Linked DNA regions of Homo sapiens: region 1 is linked to region 2. A link is an interaction called in ENCODE POLR2A ChIA-PET data of the cell type or tissue named here. Cell type or tissue: OCI-LY7. All regions are shown on one strand.

Region 1 (8,000 bases), 260 kb after region 2:
CGGTTTGACTTCTGGGTCTCCCATCCCCCGCCAATACTATGTGATGCTAACCTCTCTGGGTCTCAGTTGTACAAAATGTCAAAGCTAATAATCCCCATCTGATATGGTTTGGCTGTGTCCCCACCCAAATCTCACCTTGAATTGTAGTTCCCATAATCCCCAAGTGTTGTAGGAGGGACCCAGTGGGAGGTAATTGAACTATGAGGGCAGTTACTCTCATGCTTTTCTTGTGATAGTGAGTGAGTTCTCATGAGATCTGATGGTTTTATAAGGGACTTTTCCCCCTTTTGTTTGGCATTTCTCCTTCCTGCCACCATGTGAAGAAGGATGTGTTTGCTTTCCCTTCTGTCATGATTGTTAAGTTTCCTGAGGCCTCCCCAGCCATACTGAACTGAGTCAATTAAACCTCTTTCCTTTATAAATTACCCAATCTTGGGTATGTCTTTATTAGCAGCACAAGAACAGACTAATACACCATCCGACAGAGGTAACACCCATCTTGCAGCAACAACACGTGTAAAGACAGGTGGCATAGAGGGCCTGGCTGGCCAAGCCAATGTCTCAGACCGCCTACATCAGAACCACAACTGCCCTCTCAACAGATGAGCTCTTACGCATCAATTCCATGTTACATTGTTTTCCTGATCTATGAAAATCTCTCATACTTGGTAATGAGCAAAGGCAACAGGTAAGAAAGGTGGGTCTTCTCACTGACAAAGTGCCAATGCAAATTAGCAGCATTAACCAATCCAAAAATTAGTTAACTTATGCAATTCATTTAGACTGGACTTCTCCTCATGACCACCTCAATATGAACCAATTTCATAACACTTTTTTTTTTTTTTTTTTTTTTTTGAGATGGAGTCTCACTCTGTCACCCAGGCTGGACTGCAGTGGCGCAATCTCAGCTTACTGCAACCTCCACCTCCCACGTTCAAGCGATTCTCCTTGAATGCATGCCACCCCACCCAGCTAATTTTTGTATTTTTAGTAGAGACGGGGTTTCACCATGTTGGCCAGGCTGGTCTTGAACTCCTGACCTCAGATGATCTGCCCGCCTCGGCTTCCCAAAGTGCTGGAATTACAGGCATGAGCCACCGTGCCCAGCCACCTTTTCCTTTTTTATTTGCAGATCCGTATGAATGAATGAATGAATGGCAAATGAATGAATACAAGGATAGCAAAAATTAGATAAATCCCCAGTGGTAAATTAGCAATTCAGAAATTATGATAAAATAATGGAAGAGGAAAAGTTAAATGAGCTCTGTAAAGCATGCATATGCTAAAATTAACTCAAAATAGTTCACAGACCTAAGTGTAAGAGCTAAAATTGTAAAACTTTTTATAAGAATGGATAGGAGAAAATCTTAATGACCTTAGGTTTGGCAAAGATTTCTTAAATAGGAGACAAAAAGCACAAATGAGTAAAACAACAACAACAACAACAACAACAACAACAACAACAACAAACCAACTTCAATACACTGAGATAGGTTTTAAGCATCCATTGAGATGATGGGAGAAAAAAATTACAATGTCTATTCATTTTGTTTTAACTTTAAAAAAGTAATAATTCAACTTCTCTATTGTTCCATTGACAGAATGACACAGGTTCCTTCACCCAGTCTCCAGGACACACAGTCAGGGATCCTTTAAGGGGCAGGAAGCAGCCAGAGGGACAGTGGAATCAAGGAGTACCACCAGAGCAAGCACCAGCATTCCATGTGATGCTAACTTCTCTAGGTCTCAGTTGTATGTCAAAGCTAATAATTCCCATCTGATATGGTTTGACTGTGTCCCCACCATGGGGTGCCCTGCAGTTCTCTGGTGCCTCCTGGTACAGCCTCCTTATGGCTATGACCCCTTCTTGCTGAAATCACCCTCACAAAGTGGGTCAGCTGCTTGAAAAGATCTGTGTAAAGAAAGTAGGAGCTGTAGACAACACGAGGCCAAGTGCCAAGAAAATGGGAGAGCTGGCCGGGCACGGTGGCTCATGCCTGTAATCCCAGCACTTTGGGAGGCCAAGGCCGGCGGATCACAAGGTCAGGAGTTTGAGACCTACCTAGCCAACATGATGAAGCCCTGTCTCTACTAAAAATACAAAAATTAGCTGGGCTTGGTGGTGGGTGCTTGTAATCCCAGCTACTCTGGAGGCTGAGGCAGGAGAATCGCTTGAAACCGGAAGGCGGAGGTTGCGGTGAGCCAAGATCATGCCGCTGTACTCCAGCCTGGGGAAAAGAGCGAAACTTTGTCTCAAAAAAAAAAAAAAAAAAAAGAAAAAAAGAAAAGGAAAAAAAGAAAGAAAGAAAATGATAGAGTTGCCACTTCAGCTTCTGCTGGGAGCTCTTTGCCCACCACATGGGGAAGACACATCAGATCTTACGGGGAGATGGCCCCCAAACACTCAGTTATCAAGATCATTCATAATATGGGTTTCTTTCCACCCCTGACATTGGTGTAAGTGTGGAACCATCAGGATTAGCAAGATATTTTAAAACTATGTACCTGAACCATGAAGAAAATGTCTTCATTTTTCCACCAATGTCTAAAGTCATACAATACTCAATTTTATGTGTTTCAAAAGTTTGTTAAGCCTAATAATAACAGCGTAGGAGCTTCTCTGGGGTTTTCTTGATCTTCAATTAGTACAGGAATATATGTACACAATCTATACATAATTAAGAAGATACTAAAAAAAAAAAACAAAATTTTTTTTTTTTTTTTAGACAGGGTCTGGCTCTGTTGCCCAGGCTGGAGTGCAGTGGCACCATCTCAGCTCACTGCAACCTCTGTCTCCCAGGCTCAAGTGTTCCTCCCACCTCAGCCTCCCAAGTAGCTGGGACTACAGGTGCACACCACCATGCCCAGCTAATTTTTGTATTGTTTGTAGAGACAGGATTTCACCGTGTTGGTCAGGCTGACTTCAAATGTTCTGCCTGCCTTGGCCTCCCAAAGTGCTGGGATTACAGGCGTGAGCGACCACCCTGGCCATTGCCCTTTCTTTAAACTTAAGTAATCATGCACAGCCTCCTTGCCTTCTGGCCACAGCTAGGTCCTGACTGCCTCCACATCACCTTCCAAGCTCTTCTAGACCCAAGGCCTCTCTGGCCCCTGCCACTGAGGCAATCCCAAGCTGTGTCTTGTCTTCCCTGTGAGCCCCTGAATGCCTTCTGGGTATGGATCACCCTTAGTTCTGCTGGGGCCCCTATAAGCATCCATGACATGCAGTAGGTGCTCAATAAAGACTTGATCAACTGACCACTCAGCTTGCATTTTATGATGATAGACCGTTCCCAGCCCAACAAAGGTGCTACTAAAATGTCAAGTGTCAATCACATTTTGCAAATTGAGTCATATTCTTCCGTGCACTAAGGGAGCTTGCTATTTAAAAGATCCTGTGGTTAATTCTTTTGTAACATGAATAATTACTTCCTGCTTTACCTTTCCTGTCAAGATGAATTTTTTTTACATATCAGGTTTCTCTAAGAAGAGGAAACCTGTGGCTTTGTTAAGAGCTCATAAATCATGAGGATATGTCTCTCCTACCCACTCTAAGGGCTCTTTCCAGTGCCCTCTGCAAGCCTTTGAAAGGTTTAGAACTTTGATGTCCAATACAGTGTCACTGCAAATGTGGCTAATGACTACTTGGAATGTGGCTAGTCTGAACTGACGTGTGCCATAAGATACATCCCAAGTTCCAAAGACTTGTTTAGAAAAAAATAATGTGAAATAGCTCATTATTTTCACATCAATTGCATGTTGAAGTGATGTTTTAGATCTGTTGGGTTAAATAAATATATTATACAAATTAATTTTACCTTTTTAAAATTTTATTAATGTGACTACTAGAACATTTAAAATGACATGTGGCTTGTATCACGTCTCTATAGAACAGAATGGTTTAGGATAATACTTGGCAAACAGGTGGTGAAGATCTTGGATGATACAAACACAGCCAAAATTATATCACAAGAGCCCAGAAGAAAGTCTATGCCCCCAAAACCCATTTCCTTGCCTTCGAGAGGCTGCAGGTAACTGCAGGAAGGATGAAACATTACCTATGATTTTTTTAAAGTGGTACCCTTTGAGAAATTACCTCTGGGTATGAGCAGAAAATTAAAACATTAAGCTAAATAAAATACATCAGAGGTGTAATTAGGATAACAGTAAACAAAATCCCATATTTAAAGACACCATAAATTACAAAACTTAAGAACATCTCCCTGTCAGAAAAATACCACCCTCCAGCTGTGTGCTGTGCCAAAAGGCCAGCCTCCACAAGTTTGCTACATCTACAGTCACTGCAAAAACCAATGCTACAGTTAACCCCATGTTACAAAAAGATAGAGCCAGGGGAGATAAGAGATCTGCTTAGAAATGCAAAACACTTCACCCTCCCCTATCTCTACCTTCAAACTTGCTGGAATGTCTCCTCCCCCAAAGACGAAATGGGTGGTTTTTAACTGTGGGTTGGCTAAGCCAGCTGCCTAGCAGCTTCTCAGGGCCAGCTTCTCACTATGGCGGTGGTGGTGGCGGTGGTATATCCGTGGCCCTGCTCTGTGACCCAGTCCTTCCCTACCTCCCTCTGCTCACTGTCCTTCCTGTCTCCTAGGACCAGTTCACCTCACTATAATTTCACACTGACTTACCCCAACTAGACTGCAACCTTCATCTGGGAAAAGCCCTTATCTTTGCCAGGATTCTAAATCCTTCACCTAGCATCCTGTCTGCTTCAATAAATATTTGAATAAACCAGAAAGCATGAAGGAGAATGAAAGTTTCCAATTAATTTCCTCCGCTGTATACACATATACACAATGTCACAGAGGTCTCAGTGCAGTAAGCTTTAATCATTTCAGAAGTAGAAATGTTACACACTTACTGCTTTTGCACTTATTGTGTTCTGTGAATTCTGAAGAATAAATTTTTAATTTTAGTGTTTTGTTTCAGTCCTCTGAAGGGCATAGAAAATCAAGAAGTAATTTTTTGCCAAAACAGACTTCACCAAAAAAGATCATGAGTACTGATCATTAGAGATGGAAAGAACATCAGATATCATCTAGTCTATTTTTTTTTCCTGAATTTTACAAATGAGGAACTGAGGCCTAGAAGGTTCCATGACTTAGGCTTAGAGACATTGAGAGGTAAATAATGGCAGCATCAAGCCCAGGGCTACGTTCTCCTAAATTATGGTCCACTGGAGAGAAGGAAGGATTTAAAAGAGAAAGCAGAGAAACCTGAGACCAGCGAGATACAGACTTTCACACCATTGATGCGGGCGGGGGGGTGGGGGGGGGCTCTTTTTTTCTTTCATGTATAACATAGTTTCCAGAATACCCAGAAAAAGTTACACCAGTCAGGAACATATTTAAAAAAAAACTATGTTCAAATCTAAAAAGACAGAAAACCAATCAGTGGCTGCCTAGGGCCGGGGATGGGAATGGGGATGGACTGCAGATGGGTATGAAGAATCTTTTTGGGGTGACGGAAATATTCTCAAATTAAATTGTGGTGAGAGTTACAGGATGCTGTAAATTTACTTGAAAAGTATTAAACTGTACACTTAAAATGGGTGAAATTTTATACCTCAGTACAGCTTTTACAAATAAAAATTGGCCGGGCGCAGTGGCTCACGCCTGTAATCCCAACACTTTGGGAGGCCGAGGCGGGCAGATCACAAGGTCAGGAGTTCAAGACCAGTCTGACCAACATGGTGAAACCCTGTCTCTACTAAAAATACAAAAATTAGCTGGGTGTGGTGGCACGTGCCTGTAATCCCAGCTACTCAGGAGGCTGAGGCAGGAGAATAGCTTGAACCCCAGAGGCAGAGGTTGCAGTGAGCTGAGATCATGCCACTGCACTCCAGCCTGGGTGACAGAGCAAGAATCCATCTCAAAAAAATAATAATATTAAAATTAAAAGTCTAAACAATATATATTTAAGAATTTATTATTGTAGATTGTCGGTCATTGAGGTGGTAGACTGTGTTTGTGCCCTAGCAGGAGAACACTCCCCATGCAGGGAGGGGAACTGTTTGGGGGAACTTCCCCTCCACCATGAGATAGTTTGATGGGACTGTCCATCAACATGCCCTGCCCTCTGCCAGCCAATGTATGACATAGGACCCAACTGTGATCAAAGCAATGTGACAAACACTGGAGACGGCTGGAGCAGATTCCCCCACCAGGGCTCTCAGAAGTGAGATCCCTGAAGCTGCCCAGTTGCCATCTTTCTCAGACCTGATCCTCTAGCTTCTCCTTCCACCCTATAAACTACCCCAATGCCTTCTGATAAATCCTTTTTGCTACCTTAGTTAAGGAAGAGTTGGTTTCTTTTACTTAAAACCAGAGAACCGTAACAGATACTCGTGCATCAACTTTTTTTTTTTTTTTTTTTTTTTTTTTGAGACGGAGTCTTGCTCTTGTCCCCTGGGCTGGAGTGCAATGGCGTGATCTCGGCTCACTGCAACCTCCACCTCCCAGGTTCAAGCAATTCTCTTGCCTCAGCCTCCCGAGTAGCTGGGATTACAGGCACCTGCCACAACGCCCAGCTAATTTTTGTATTTTTTAGTAGAGAAGGGGTTTCACCATGTTGGTCAGGCTGGTCTCGAACTCCTGACCTCAGGTGATCTACCCACCTCGGCCTCCCAAAGTGCTGGGATTGCAAGCGTGAGCCACCATGCCTGGCCATACATCAACTTTACATACACACAGACTCTTCTCTATGCAAGTCTGCACAAGGCCAAGTTCTTACCATCCAGTGCCCTCCCATTAGTGTCAGGGCTGAAGGGTTTGGGGGTCTGAATTTCCCAGGTCAAGGCCACAGATACTGTGGGGATCTCCGCGTACAATAAAGCTGACCTACATACCAGCCACGTTTTCCTTTTGGTGTCTTCACAAACACACCACTAAGGGACATCAACCCAACAAGCAGGTAATTCCCAAGACCTGCATCTTAAAAACTGAACATCAGCTTCCCCAACAAAGACAGGCTCAGAACACGGACCCCAGTGACAGACAGTCCCTGGGCCTGAACTCTCTCCCTGGGCAGGAGGCAGCACACCTGTGGCTGGATGGCCTCTGGCAGGATTCAACAATGTCTGTAGCAGGCCCAGTAGCAGCTCAAAGAATTGGGGAGCAGCAGGGAAAGCAGAAAAGAGATGAATCAAGAAAGAAGAGAAAAAACAAACCCGGCTGTGTGAGAGGAAAGAAAGGCCCACCATTGCCTGCCTCAGACACCATTAAGGATACTCTTGTCACTTGCTGCTTTCCACGAAGGCCCAAGGAACCTGAGCCTCCCAGCCCATCTCTCCTCTCTTGTCACCTCTAAGCATGAGGTGTAGGAGAAAGCCCAGCAGGCCTGGGAGCAAATTCCAGCTTAGACATTCACTGGCTGTGTGACATGGGGTGAGATTCCTAGCTCGAGCCCACTTTCTTTGTGTTTAAAATCAGAAGGTGATCTGTGGCAAGGGTGAGACGTGATATCTGTAAACTGTATACAGAAGCTGCTCCATTAATGCCAGATGCTAGTCTTGCAGGTCATTATCATGCTATGCTGTGAGGGCTTCCCCGACATGCCCTCCCTACACACACCCTGGAATGGGAGCTCTTAAAGGGCAGATCTGAGCACCCTCTCCTCCTCGTCTGGTGTCTGGCACAAAGTAGGTGCTCAATAAATGTTGGTGACTGAGTGCACCATACGACACCAGGAGTGTCCTTACAAAGTACTGACCTCGAACTATACCTTACCATTCAACTCAAAGAAATGCAGTTACAAATGTGAGCCTTGTTATTTAACTTGAAGGCTAGAGAAAGCTGATGATCAACATGACCAGTTGGCCACAAAACAAGTATACGCCACTAGTCCAGGCCTCTCAAGTTACTGTGATCAGTCTTGATTTCACTCTTACCTTCACCACAACCAATGCCTATATAGCAGAGGGGCATTCAATCAAAGATCAGAATGAAATGCAGGGCCTGGATGGGAAAGCATTCACAAGA
Region 2 (8,000 bases):
TTTGGCAAAAGGGATGTTATTAAATTCAGAGAAAAAGGAAAAAGCCCATCCTTTTGTAATTTGCAAGCTCCTGCAAGTGTTTCTGTCTGGTGAGTTTCTATGCCTACAGCTGTTAACTAAAAGGAGAACATAAGAGAAGTCAGGAGATACTACCATATATCCAAAGACATCAGAAGAAAGTTGCCCTTACTTGTTTCTGATTTTTAAATCAAAGTAATGCAATGTTCTTATATTTTACCTAGCAGTTTTCGTTATGGACACTTAGGACACATGACTTGGATAGGCAAGTACTGGCTAAAAGTCTCCTTGTTTTACTAAAGCAGGAACCTAAATCACAGAGAAGAGACTGACGAGCCCAAGCACCACACCAGGTATAAGTAGAACCTATGATCCCATAGAAATAACAGCAGCTCACCCCCTTTGAGAATGAAAAAAGAAAAAGAAAAAAGAAACAACAGCAACAGCTACTGTTTACTGAATGCCTACCATGTGCCAGGCACTAGAATAAGCACTTAAAAAAAAAAGAAAAGAAAAGAAAGAAAGTCTCACTCTGTTGCCCAGGCTGGAGTGCAGTGGCATGATCACAGCTCACTGTAGCCTCGAATTCCTGGACTCGAGTGATCCTCCTGCCTCAGTCTCCTGTGTAGCTGGGATTACAGGTACATGCTACCATGCATGGCTAATTTAAAAAAAATTTTTGTAGAGATGGGGCTCTCACTATATTGCCCAGACTGGTTTTAAACTCCTGGCCTCCAGCAGTCCTCCAGCCTCAGCCTCCCAAGTCACTGGGATTACAGGCATGCTTTAAATACTCAATCCTCACAACCACCCCTTGAGGTACCTACTATGCGCAGCCCCTTGAGTGAAGGGCTCATTGCCCCTACTGCCTGCTGGGAGTGCTGTCAGCAGGCAGCTGCCAGTTGTCAGCTATTCCAGGGACCATCTCAGCTGCAGAGAGCCTCCTCAGCCAAGGCACTCCCTCCCCTCCAGGGCAGCCCACACCCCATGGTATCAAAGTCTCAGCCATCTCAGCCCAACATGGGATGACTCAGATGGGCCATTTTGGCTCCAAAACTTTCCACGAATTTGGCCAAGGCTTTTTGAGCCAGTATCACATCATGACTTCTCCCTCTGCCCAATCCTTCTTCCTTTTTGCTTCATAGGTATTGAACTCTAAAACATATCTTCATGTTAAATGCTGGCTCAGGGTATGCCTTCTAGAGAACCCCACCTGTGACAACCTTGTTTTCATTACGTAGATAAGGAAACTGGGGCTCAGTGAAATTAAGTCACTTGCTGATTAAGGGTCATAAAAGCAGTAAAGTGGCAGGGTCTAGAATTGGGCCTATTAAGTCCAACTCCAGAGCCCAAGCTCTTGACTCCTTCTCGAAGCTGCTTTAGTCAGCCTTCTGGTCTTCCAGGCTGGGGATCTGGCCTTGGAGACAGTGAGTTATCAAGGACGCCAGGCAGCCTGTGTCACCCCGGCTCACTGCCAGCTAAGTAAATTACCTTTGCCTCTCTCAGTTTAAAAGTACTACTAATAAACAAAAATCATGCACTCGACCTATCCAGAGGGGCCTGTTCTTCCCACTCAGACTCAAGATATAAGATGGGGCTCGTGCACAGACGGCAATGTGGAAGATGCACCATGTGCATCTCTCGAGACCATGAACTCAGCCAGTGGCATGGCCCAATTTAGCCTGCGTTGGGACAGTTAAGCCAAGACATGTGGTACAGACAAGGTGTTGAAGTGCACAGGAAGCCAAGGCAAGCAAACAAACAAGTAAATTAGCAGTAGCACTAACAGCAGCCACAAAAAAAAAAATACCAAAAAGAACCCACAAACCTTTTGGAGGTGAGCAAGGATGAAAGAAGAAAGAGCAAATCTACCGATTGCTACTGAACCAGAGTCCAAGTCCATATGGTGACTCTTTTTGGCAGCAACACACCCCTCTCCGCCGCCACCCCGTGCCCCAGAAAGGAGGTACGAGTGTTTGGGCTTCAACTGCCTACAAAATTTGACAAGGAGGAAAGAAAGCTGGGAAGAAAAGGAAAGGAAAAGAAATAGAAACGCCCCATTGCCTGTGCTTAGGAAACCACTGAGGCACACACCACACATCCTCTATTGTTCATCACTTTTCATTGCATTGGGAACAGATGATAATGGATGTCAAATGTGCAGATCCTAGAGAAACCACTCGAATTATCCTATCTTCTTTTTTTATGACAACTTTTTACTTTATTTCAATAGCTTTTGGGGTACACGTGATTTTTGGTTACGTGGATGAATTGTACAGCAGTGAAGTCTGGGATTTTGGAGCACCTGTCACCTGAGAACCTATCTTCTTTCTTTCTCCAACTCTGCAACCTTGCTTATCACTCCCTCCTAGTGTAAAACTACTGCATCTCATTGTTTACCTCTGTGGCCCTGTCCAGTCGGGTGCCTGAGGATACAAGGCCAACGCAAGTAAGCGCTCCCTTCCTGCTCTCCTGGCTGCCTACTTATAACATCTCAGACTTCAGCTCTGATTGTTAAAGGTGAGTAGAGACTACCCAGCTGAAGCCCCCATTTTATTACAGACAGAGGTCCTGTGCTCTGAGAGTGGGGAGTGATATACCCAAGGCCACCTAGTTGATTGGTGGCAGAGCTGGAACCAGATGGAAAGTTCCTCATGCCAAGCCAGTCCAATCTTTTCCTACCACATTTGGGATGGCAATAATGTAAGTGAGCATCCGTGTGCACAGGTTTTATGCTCCAAGAGATGTTTTTCTCTCAAATGAACAGCAACAAGAGGGCCCTGCCCATCTGTGAAGATAGCAGATGCAAAGCCAGTCCTTCAGAAGCATTCTGCCCCAGGAGGGATGTTACTGCTCATGGAACTTGGATCCTTCCATCAGGAAAGGACAAAATGGGAGTATCAGTAATCCCAGTTTCCTTTGCTCCTCAGATGGAGGGCAGGAGGAGCCTCCCTCCCTTTCCCAGAAATCCAAATCCAAAGGTTCTGCTGTTATCTGCTATGAGTCCCCACATACTCACCTGGTAGCCAAAAATGTCCCAGGAATCACAGGAACTTTTGGACTGAAAAAGTGGTACCATTTAAATGTGGGACAAGCAGAGGGAGGCCAGGGGCACAAGAAGCAGAAACCAGAGTGGTTTTCCTGGCAGCTCTCCCTTTGCATCGTGCGTCCTTGTCTGGATAAGCACAAACAAGCTGGGCTATTTATAGATGGTGAAGACACGCTGGAAGGTGATGGGAAAGTGCTCACTCAATTCCCCTCCAAATTCCTGTTCATTGTGCAGACTCTGCAAATATATCTGGAAGCAGGCCTCTCTCCAGAGCCCATCCAGGGCCTGACAAGCCCTGCAATCCACTATGGCACAAGGATGATGACATCCATAGACGTCGCCTGCAAACCCACAGCTTGACATCTCAAAGAGGCGCAAGGGGCTTTAAGGATGCTGAGCCCCCATCTTGGGCAGTGTCTGGAGGAACGAGAATTCATCATCATGTGACTGTGAGAAAAGTTTGCAGGGTGCCGTGTGGAGGAACCGTACTACTCAAAGACATAGCCCATGGAAAACACATTCTAGAAACCAATTAGTACAAAGCATGCGTGAGGTGTTAACATTTCCTACTGTTTCACTGCCTGATTCTGGCCATCAGTGGCAGGAAAATCCATGTGACTCAGCCTGGGCTGAGGCTAAATCCCATCACTATGGTTGATTCACTTTATGTGTGGGAGGAAGGAAAGAGAGTGAGAGAAGATAATATGTACAAGTGGAATGAGGTCAGCAAATCATGCAGATGTCCCTAAAGTATGACAAGGTACTTCCCCCCATGCCTGTGACCTATGGGACTACCTTCCATCAGTTGCTGGCCTTCCCTGGGTCCTGGCTCTTGCTGCAGCTGGGGGAGGCCACTCATGCTTCCACCCGGAGGATGTTCACTTTTCCACTCCCTTGGGGCCCCAGAGCCTGATGCAGGAACCCCTCCCCCATGGAGGTCACAGATTTAGTAAGTGCCTCTCAAGTTGCCAGGCAATGAGCTAGGCCCCTGAGGTGGAGCAGTTTGTTTAAACTCTCCACACCTGAGCAAGGTAGGCCTTGTGGTGTCATTTTGCAGGGGAGGGAACTGAGTGAGACTCAAGGTGGTGAGCACCTTGCACGAAGTCACAGGGTATCTAAGAAGAGGGTTGGGGTTTCAACCCCAGTGTGCCTGGCCCCAAAGCCCAAGCAAGCAGTGGGTGGGCCTGGTTACCATAGTTAACTACTACCTAGAAGAGGGCCAGGGCAAAGGTAGGCACTTAACGAGTATTTGAAACAAACAAATGAATCATACATACACATACACACATATACACACACACAAATTTTCTTTCCTTCCTGAATCTATATCTAGCACCCATTCTCCATCTTTTTTCCATAGCCAATTTCTCACAAGACAAGTCTACCCACGCTTGGCCGCTTGCCCATTCTCTCTTCAACTCACCCCAAATCTGTCTCCTGCCCACAACTGTTGCATGGAAATTGCTCGACTGGGATCACCAAGGGCCAACTAATGAGCAAAGCCTGGGTGTCCCTGGCTCTCGAGATGGCAGTGGTTCTCACAATGTGGTCCCCTGACCAGTAGCAGCAGCAGCAGCAGCACTGGGAGCTTGGGAGAAATGCAAATTCTCAGGCCTTAATTCAGACCTACTGAGTTAGAAACCTGGGGTGCCAGCAATCTGTGTTTCAACAAGCACCCCTAAACACCCGTGATTCGGATGCACGCCCAGGTGTGAGCACTGCTGATCAGTAGTTGCTCCACACTTCCTCCTTCTAGCTTCCATGACATCACACTCCTCCTACCCTTTTGGATGGCTCCTAGGCCTTCCTCCACCCTGTACGCAGTGATTTTCCCTGCTGCTGTCTCTACTCTTTCCTCCTCCTGTTCTCCGTAATCTCCTGCAGTGGTCATATCTATTCCATGCTTGTAACTACCATCTATAAGCCAATGGCATCCACCTCTGTAATTGCTTTTTTTTCTCTTTTTAATTATTTAGAGACAGGGCTTCACTCTGTCACCCAGGATGGACGGTGTGTAGTGGTGCAATCATTGCTCACTATGGCCTTGAACTCCCAGGCTCAAGTGATCCTCCCACCTCAACCTCTCAAGTAGCTGGGACTACAGACATGCAACACCATGCATGGCTAATTTTAAAACTTTGTAGAGATCTCTATGTTGCCTAGGCTAGTCTAGAACTCCTGGCCTTAAGTGATCCTCCTGCCTCTGCCTCTCAAAGCACCGGGATTACACATGTGAGCCACTGCACCAAGCCAACCTCTGTAATTTCTAGCCAAGACTTCTCTCCTGAATTCTCCAAAGATAAGTCTTCATCCTGATTTGTATTAAAGGAGGGAAACACACAAAAATCACACAAGGAATCACTAGGAATCTTTAGAAAGAAATTCACAACACCTGAGTAATCCCAATTCAAAATGATGGGCTAAGCATCCAAGTATTCAGTTTACCTGCTGACTTAGGGAACATTGCACACACTCACTAGCTTTCTCGTCCTCTTTTTTGATTAATGGATTGATTAGTTTATGCCTAATAAAAGCAAAGAGGTCTTTTCTAATGCTTTCTTTTGGTGGGCATGGGAGTTGGACACCTCACGGAGTGATCAGTACCTGGAAGCTTATTTCCTGCTACATCATAACCCCAAGGTCTTAAGCCAAGATGCCTTGGTAAATTTAAAGAAAAAATTAACTTCCATGCTCTTAAGTTGGTCCCAAGAGAGACATCTGCCCTTCCCTATGCACTTAGTTGATGTTTGGCATATAAATGTTTACTTAATCTTTGCCTCAAGCTAAAATGCTTCAGAACTCATCAGTCACTTAACTCCCAGTGTTTCTCTGAAATCCAGTGCTCCAGCATCACTACAGGTTTAAAAAAAAAAAAAAAAAAAAGCGATTCCACTGCGTGCTGCCCCTCCCCTTATCCTATGCTCCAATTCTCTCAGTATAGCCTCCAGCTCTTCACAAGAAGTCCACATGGTATGTTTAACATTTAAAGCAATAGGTCATCTCCAAGTGGCATAGGTCTGGAAAGTCACTGGGCCTCCTACCCACATCCTGGTGTCCATCATCCAACTGCCTATCTTCGAAAGCAATTCCTGGGCACATGTTTCCACATGTAAAGTCAATGGACAGTGACCTCTGGGATGTCTGATTCATAGCAACCAACTCCCCCATATCTGGACCCTTCTCATTGAATGGTCCGCTTCCATCCTGACATTCTCAGCCACCGGCCAAAGCAAAAGCTGTTAATTCTGCTCTGCCCGACAGAGGATAGAGCCAGCAGGCTCACACCACCTGCTACCACACTGTCAAACCCTCTTGTCACTATCATCAACTCCCAGAACACACCAGCACCCATGGGAGGACACTGGCTTGTAGAACACTGGCCTCCCTGACTCCAGCTCTTGCCATCTTCCTGAGCCTATGGTGGCCGCGTGGGTGATCCATCCCCAACTCCGGCCCCTCCTTCCTCGGTATCTTCAGTTCTATGACCTTCATTCATTCATCTTCAGTCACCCACATTTGTGGCCACAACCATTGCGAATGTTTTCATCTTCCAAACAAACCCACCTCCAAGGTTGTAAGCACCAACCTCCCCTTTCTGATCACCATCTCCTGTGCTTCCTTCCAGCCATCAACTTTGCCCTGCTCCCACTCCATCCTTGCTGGCCTCACTTCCTCTCCTTCATCCCAGACCTTCTCCCCACATCTCTAACTCAAGGCTCCCTGACACCTGCCCCTGGCCACTCAGAGAGCATGTGCTACAGCGGGAGACAGGCAAAGCTCCCCAACTCACAGTGAAGGTCCTGCTCTAGCTTCTCTATTCTTTGGGAAGAAAATGACTAATCCTTATGCCTTGGGATGTCTGAGTTTGGGAGGATTAACAAGCCTGCTTTGGACTGGTCAGGCTGCTTCTATCTCTTGCCCTATCAGAATTATTTCCTTTTGAGGGTACACACCTGCCCTGCCCCTCAGGTTTCTTGCTTGCTGCCTTCCACTGCATGCAATTACTAGAGCTAAGGGCAGCCTGCCTCTCTCCAGCATTTCCTTGGGTTTTTCTTTTTCTTCTTTTGGACTCTTCTCCCAAGTCTCAGGAACTCTTTTCACAGAGGAACCCATTTTTATTCAATTGCTAATACACATTATTATTATTATTATTATTATTATTATTATTATTATTATTTTTGAGACGCAGTTTCACTCTTGTTGCCCAGGCTGGAGAGCAATGGTGCAATCTTGGCTCGCTGCAACCTCTGCCTCCCGGGTTCAAGCGATTCTCCCGCCTCAGCCTCCTGAGTAGCTGGGATTACAGGCACCCGCCACCAAGCCTGGCTAATTTTTTGTATTTTTAGTAGAGACAGGGTTTCACCATGTTGGCCAGGCTGGTCTCAAACTCCTGACCTCAGGTGATCCACTTGCCTAGGCCTCCCAAAGTGCTGGGATTACAGGCATGAGCCAGCGTGCCCAGCCCACCATTGAATTTTTAAATCAATGCTGGTATTACATTTTTGAAAGTCTTTTCTTCCTGTTGAAATTCCACATGAACTTACTTTCTAGAAGTGGGGAGAACATTCTTACTAAAGGTCAAGTATATTACTATCTGAGGAAGGGAGCGATCACTGTAAGAGCCTTCATGTGCGTTTCCACTTGCTCAGGCTGAACACAGACTGCTGACTGATGTCACTGTGGTTTTCCTAGATATAATTCCTAAAAACTGTGAACTGGAACACCTGGGTCTGACCAGGACTAATATAATTACTAATTATAGTATTATTATAATTATTAATAATTATGGTGCTATTAATAATATATATTATTTATGTATACTTATAACTATATTAATATACTAATATATTTATTAACACATATGTATATATTTGTTAACATATATTTATATATCAATGGTATATGTTTATATATTTCTAAATATATAAATATA

What was found. Peaks named below come from ENCODE experiments on the same cell type or tissue, not always from the same donor. Only the 100,000 strongest peaks of a DNase experiment are listed, where the experiment ranks them.
Region 1: POLR2A ChIA-PET joins it to region 2 with 24 read pairs; 3 of 35 experiments call an interaction of 5 or more read pairs at or near these places.

Annotation. Positions count from the first base shown.
Region 1 is chrX:19,836,632-19,844,631 of GRCh38, forward strand. The region is part of intron 1 of SH3KBP1 (SH3 domain containing kinase binding protein 1); the gene reads right to left. Among named protein-coding and RNA genes, the nearest start is that of SH3KBP1, 47 kb to the right of the region's middle. RefSeq lists an enhancer at 3,536-3,585. In OCI-LY7, no CTCF peak of the experiment used is centred here; DNase peaks (open chromatin) are centred at 3,440 and 4,490; H3K4me3 peaks cover 1,767 bases; H3K27ac peaks cover 2,784 bases.
Region 2 is chrX:19,575,924-19,583,923 of GRCh38, forward strand. All of the region lies in intron 12 of SH3KBP1 (SH3 domain containing kinase binding protein 1), which reads right to left. Among named protein-coding and RNA genes, the nearest start is that of MAP3K15, 64 kb to the left of the region's middle. In OCI-LY7, no CTCF peak of the experiment used is centred here; no DNase peak of the experiment used is centred here.